Linked DNA regions of Homo sapiens: region 1 is linked to region 2. The links are chromatin contacts, found by Hi-C or POLR2A ChIA-PET in ENCODE. All regions are on one chromosome and are shown on one strand. Each heading gives the region's core, a stretch centred on a gene start or an enhancer-like site at or near the end of the contact. The rest is flanking DNA. Distances are from core to core; before and after follow the strand shown.

The links. Hi-C counts contacts between places; a loop is a spot of excess contacts on that map. ChIA-PET counts read pairs that join two places held with the same protein, here RNA polymerase II (POLR2A). Pooled maps may share reads with other maps.
Region 1: a pooled map shows a loop between it and region 2 (10-fold over the local background). The contact joins the enhancer-like site here to the promoter of ADNP in region 2. A Hi-C loop is called at or near these places in 1 of 37 single-sample maps with no recorded cell type and 2 of 50 pooled maps. POLR2A ChIA-PET finds 5 or more read pairs at or near these places in 1 of 52 experiments (activated B cell).

The regions. Positions count from the first base shown.
Region 1 is chr20:53,892,504-53,895,858 of GRCh38, reverse strand. No RefSeq gene overlaps it. Among named protein-coding and RNA genes, the nearest start is that of BCAS1-AS1, 21 kb to the left of the region's middle. Within about 2 kb of position 2,023, at least 7 of the 41 ENCODE cell types and tissues checked have a DNase peak (open chromatin) inside an H3K27ac peak, as active enhancers do.
Region 2 is chr20:50,929,982-50,932,884 of GRCh38, reverse strand. ADNP (activity dependent neuroprotector homeobox) reads left to right here and starts at 1,448. Exons shown (of 6, transcript NM_001282531.3): 1 at 1,448-2,059. ADNP-AS1 (ADNP antisense RNA 1) reads right to left here and starts at 1,901. Exons shown (of 3, transcript NR_110009.1): 1 at 1,831-1,901; 2 at 1,436-1,510. RefSeq lists silencers at 960-1,139, 1,003-1,190, 1,490-1,709, 1,860-1,909, 2,050-2,229 and enhancers at 1,290-1,409, 1,829-2,619.

The DNA.
Region 1 (3,355 bases), core at 774-3,273, 3.0 Mb before region 2:
TGCTTGGAGAAGTTCAGACCAGAACTCCTGCAAGCTAACGAATATGGATGTGGGGTGTGGATCTTGGGTCTGTGTGGTTGTTGTGTCTCCCATCTGAACCATCACACACAACCGCTTTCCTGTTTTGTTGACACACAGTGCAGTGTCTTGCATAGCTAGACACCAATTATGTTGGTTAGGTGAATGAACGAATGAGCACCTTCCTGCCACAAAGTTAATTCCTTAGAAGGCTCACGTCATCTGAATTCCATCTTATAATAAAAAAGAAATCAAGCAAGGTAGGGCCAGGCAGGGGCTAAATAAGAGCCTGAGGCAGACAGATAAGTCTTCAGTTGCAGAGTTGAAACTGTCACCGGTGATGATATAAACAGTTGTACCATCTGTGTGATGCCTTTATCAGGTTGGGGGACAGGCTCTGGAACCAGACCCCTTAGGTTCCAATTCAGGTTCAGCACTTACTGGATGCAAGTTAATTAAAGGTTCTGTACCTCAACATCCTTATTTGTAAAATGGGAATAATACTAAGACTTCCATTATACGTCTATGATGAGGATGAGATGAGTTGATACAGAAAAAGTACTTCCAGGAGTCTCTGGCCCACGGCAAGCACCAGTAAGTAGCCTCTCCTCTTTATCCCCAGTGCATCTTCTTCATCGTTAGTTAATTCGGCTGCTCTCAGCCCCCATGAAGTGGCTAGCACAGAGAGGCAGGACTGCAGGATGTCAAGGCTTCATGTTCAGATGGTCTTGGGTTCGCACTCCTTGCAGTGACAAGCTGTGTGACAGAACAAAACTACCTCTTTGTGCCTCGGTGGCCTCATAGATACCACCTCAATAATACCACATCATTATGGAAACTTTATGAAGGCTATATTAACGAATGGGTGCAAAATGCTCAGCTCAGTCATTTCTCAATAATAATGACTCTTTTTATAAACATCCTCACTCTTTTTTTTTTTTTTTTTTTTGAGACAGGGTCTTGCTCTGTTGCCGAGGCTGGAGTGCAGTGGTGTGGTCACAGCTCACTGCAGTCTCAACTTCCTGGGCTCAAGTGATCTTCCTGCCTCAGCCTCCTCAATAGCTAAGACTACAGGCACACACCACCATGCCTGGCTAAATTTTTTGTAGAGATGGAGATCTTGATTTGTTGCCCAGGCTGATCTCAAACTCCTGGCCTCAAGAGATTCTCCCGCCTTGGCTTCCCAAAGTGCTGAGATTACAGGTGTGAGACACTGTGCACAGTGAAACAGCCCCATTCTAATGATGAGAAACTGAGAAGCAAAAAGGTTAAGGATTAAGAACCTAAAGATGCAGAAATCCAGCCAGCGTGTTGGCTCACGCCTTGTAGTCCCAGCTACTAGGGAGATTGAGGCAGGAAGATAGCTTGAGTGCAGGACATTCAGGCAGCAGTGCGCCATGATGGCACCATTGCACTCCAGCCTGGGTGACAGAGCCAGACCCCATTTCTAAAACAAAAAAAAAATCAAATAACTAAAGATACAGAATTTTCAGCTTTTTCTGCAAGAGTGGTGCACCCTGAAGTATGTTATACCAAACACTGGTGGGATACAGAAGGGTATTCAGAGAGCTATCGGCAACATTATGTATTACTTTTTTTTCTTTTTTTTTTTTTTGTGGTGGAGTCTCGCTCTGTTGCCCAGGCTGGAGTGCAGTGATGCGATCTTGGCTCACTGCAACCTCTGCCTCGTGGGTTCAAGCAATTCTTCTGCTTCAGCCTCCCGAGTAGCTGGGATTACAGACGCACGCCACCACGCCCGGCTAATTTTGGTATTTTTAGTAGAGACGAGGTTTCACCATGTTGGCCAGGCTGATCTCAAACTCCTGACTTCAGGTGATCCGCTCGCCTCGGCCTCCCAAAGTGCTGGGGTTACGGGCATGAGCCACTGCACCTGGCTGTATTACTTTTAATAGTTGTGTATTTTCATGAACACATATATACTTAAGGGTGGAGGGTGGGGTGGGGAGAGGATGGAAAAACTACCTATTCGTACTATACTTATTACCTGGGTGGCAAAATAATCTGTACACCAAAACCCCATGACACACAATTTACCTATATAACAAACCCGCACGTGTACCCCTGAACCTAAAAAAAAAGTTTAAAAAAAGCATTCTTTAAAAAAAAAAACGGTATGTATTTTTTTCACAGTTTCTATCTGTGGCAAGAAAATCAGCCTCCCATTTACCATAGTGACATAAAGTTTCCTTTTTATGTCAGTGTAGTCAATATCCAAATAATGAAAGAAAAATCTTAAGTCAACACTAAACAAGGCAGCAAGAGATATGGCAAAAATCATGAAGTTCATATGTGAGCAGCGGCATGAGAGACACTGTGGTAGACCACATCTGGTGATTCAAATCGCCCAGCAAGATGGTCAAGGGGCCCCTTCAAGGGTTGCAGACAGTGACAGTCTTGTGATTCACTCCCACGTTCTTCATAAGTGAATCTTTCCTTTCTCTGGGTACACATTGACCTATTCCTTCATGAATTTCTTAACCACAAATTAGAACCATGTTATGACCGTCTTGGTCTCCAATTTTTCATCTTTCCTAACTTCCCCCTTGATGTCATTAACTGGTGTGTGTGTGTGTGTGTGTGTGTGTGTGTGTGTGTGTGTAAAAGACAGAGAAAGAAAGGCTGAGGGAGAGAGGGAGAGATGCTTGTGAACAAAGACCATACATGCCTCTCTTGTTCACACCACCTGCTTCAATAATGGACATGTGGGAGTGGCTTAATAGTGATCGTTTACCGTGTGCTATGCATGCATGATTGTTTCTAATCCACCCAGCACTTGGCAAGGCAGATAGTATCACACTACGATTTTTACAAATGAGGAGGAACTTGAGGCTTACAGGGGTGAGGTGGACCCAAGTGGAAGCAGCTAATGTGACAATATTAGAAGTTGAACCTGGGTAGCCTAAACTTAGAGCCTAGATCTAAACCCTTACCCCATTGTCACCCACTTTAAAAGATGCCAGGGAGAGGAGGGGAGGGGAGGGGAAGGGAGAGGGGAGGGGAAGGGAGGGGGAGGAGAAGGGAGGGGAAGGGAGGGGGAGGAGAAGGGAGGGGAAGGGAGGGGAGGGGAGGGGAGGGGAGGGGAGGGAAAGAGAAGGGGAAAGGGAAAGGGGAGATAGAGGCAACAATATTATTTTTATTTTTTATTTTTTTGAGACAGAGTCTTGCCCTGTCACCCAGGCTGGAGTGCAGTGGCACAATCACAGCTCACTGCAACCTCTGCCTCCTGGGTTCAAGTGATTCTCCTGCCTCAGCCTCCCAAGTAGCTGGGATTACAGGTACCCACCACCATACCCAGCTAATTTTTGTATTTTTAGTA
Region 2 (2,903 bases), core at 199-2,698:
ATCTGTCTTCTGCAGTGTGTAATTAGATTCTTTAGTTTTCTGAATCAAATGCTTTGCCCCAACCCCTTTTTCCACGACTTTTTTCAGCTGTTTTCCCTTGAAATACTGACTTGGCTTTTAAAGATACATTTTATCACAATTGCAGAAATGTGTTGTATAAAAGTTTGTTAAACAGGGCTAACTGAAGTCTTAGATGTTGAACAGCTATGTGTAACCACAATTTATACTACTTGCAGCGAACTCAGATTATTTTCGGATGTTAAGTATGGCTTGAAACTATGTTAACTTGAAATGTAAAGAAACAGCAAAAGACAGGTGTATTTACCTAAAGATCACATATTAAGGAAACAGGCTTGGTTAATTCCTCACTATTGACATCTATTACTTGTCAATACATTTAACCAACCAATGATACTTTAAATCATAATGTTACTTTGAACAACCTACTTTAAAAGGTTGGTTCAAAAATGTTGAGGAGATAATGTATTGGTTGGGATTGACCTAAATTTACAAAGCAACCATGTGCTGTCTTATGCTACCCAGATTGTGGGAGCACCAAAAGCTATGTCCCTAGGACTACAAAGTGTGTTGTTTAAGGATCTTGCAGAGAGCCAATGCCCCTATTGGCAACATCACTTCTCATCCTTAAGTTTCACCAGTTGGGTGGCCTCAAGGCACTAGGATTCCCATTTTTTTTTTTATTCAGGTCAGAGAAGAGTCCATCACTGTGACTGGGAAGAATGTCAAGTCACAGGGTAACGGCGGACCTTAATAAAATCTCGGCCCCTCTGCACCGAATACCCCACCAGGAAGGGCTAAGGCATCCATGGGGTTGTGTCTCATCTCAAGTCGCTGTGTGAAGCACGAGGCCCTCACACCTCATTTAAGGCAGGAGGCGTCAGGGGCGACCGGCCAGGTGTCCCGGCGCCTTCCCGCCGCTTCTCAGCCGTGGAAGCGCGGGCATCTGAGCACGTGGAGCCGCCCCAGGCCGCCCCGCACACCCCTCCCGCCAGATGTAGTCCAGGCCCAGCTGGGCCCGCGCAGGGATCCCCAGCACGGCCACCTGACTGAGTGCTGGGCGTGCTGCGGCCCGCTGCTTCTGCCTCCGCCGCCGGCGCTGCGGCCAGAGGAAGGCGCCCGCCGAGCACACGGGCCCCGGGAGCGCACTGCGGCCATTATCCGCGGCGCCTCCTAGTGGGTCAATGGCAAATCCGCCTGGTTCTCGCGAGAGCTCCCCCCTCAGTGGGGATTATATAATTTCCCTCAAGCGGGGGTGGGGGTGCTGAGAGCACCCTCCCTCAGGAAAAGTTAGGTGCAAGCAGGGGTGGGAGTAAGAGGAACCCCCCCTGGGGAAAAGGGGGTTAGGGGTGCTGTCCCCACTGCCCCCCCCTATTTAGCTGGACAATGAGTCCTCTTATGCTAATGAGGCACTTACGTCACTTCCGCTCTTTCTCGGCCGCCATTTTGGCTAGGGCAGGTTCGGGGACTCGGTCCGAGGCGCTTGTATTGTCTGCTGAGGGGAGACGCGGGATCAGCCCCCTCCCCCGCCCGTTGCCGCCGCCGCCTCCGCCGGCCCGGTCTCCCCTCCGCCGCCCGCCGGGATCCATGAGCTGAACTCCCGCCCCCCCCCCCCCGGCCGCCGCCATCTTGTGCCCCCTCCCCCTCCCGCAGGCAGCGCTAAGGGGGATTTTGGCGTCTTCTCAGACACAGCTCCCTCTCTCGGTCCCCGCTGCTGAGGAGCGAGAGGAGCGCGGCCGCCGCCGCCCGCGCCGGTGAAGCCGCCTCTCCCACACCCTCCGTCTCCTCCCTCCGCCCCTCCTTTGTCTGCACCGCTCGACGACGCCGCCGCCGCCCGCCGCTCTGCTGCGCCCGCCGCGCCCCCCGGCAGCACCCGCGGCCGCGGCGCGAGCCGGAGTCCGCCGAGCCGGAGCGCGACGAGGCCCCGGGCGCGCCCTCCCCGCTGCCGCCACCGCCGTGCCGCCGCCATCCGCCCGCCGCCGCCGCCGCTGTCCGGCCCCCGAGCACGCCGGCCCCGCGCGCGCCTCGAGGCCGAGTCAAGGTAAGCCCGGCGCCGCCGCGCGCGGACCCGCGGCCCTGCCCTGCCTGGCTTCCCGACCCCGGCCCGCGCGGCCGCCAGTGCAGCCTGGCCCCGGGCGCGGGCGCATTGTTGTTCGCATCGCCGCCCTCCAGCCGCACACACGCTCCTTTGCACACCCCGGCGCCGACGGGTCCCCCGTCCCGGCACGGACCGCTACCCGACTCTGCTCCGGAGGTCCAGGCGCCTCCTCCTGCAGCCCGACCCCCTTCTCCGCCCTGTGAGCCCACCGAGGCCAGCACTCTGCCTGGCCGCCCGGAGCTTTTGCAGCTAAGGGCATCTCCCCCAGCCAGAACCGAGCTTCTCCCATCCTGGAACTAATCCCGTCCGCCCCCCACCCCCAAAAGGAGCCCCCCCACGCACACCCCCATGCCTTGAACCAGCCTTCTGCCAGGTCTGCCCACCCTTACCTGGGGGAGGGGGGACGGGGTTGGGGGGGGCGGGGAGCATGCATGGCATGGAGTGAGTCTTTGCCTCCCCTGTGCAATCCTTCTTCCCCAACCTGCCAGCTTTCCTCTTATCCTGACCACAGTTCACCACCATCCCTTTTCCCCAATCTCAGCTGCCTGGTCAGCACCTCTTTCGAACATTCTGAGCCCCAACTTTGCAGTAAGGTGGTAGAAAATGGAAATCCAGAGAGCTGCAAAAAGATTTTTTTTTAATGTAATGAATGGGGAGTAGTTTTGTGAACACACTCGTATTCACCTCTTCTTTCCTCTGGGAGGCCTGCCTGCCTTCCCCTCCCCCCCAACCTTGATCCCTGTCTGCTGGAAAAGGCGCGATTGCTTCTCTTCCTCTTCTGCCCAAG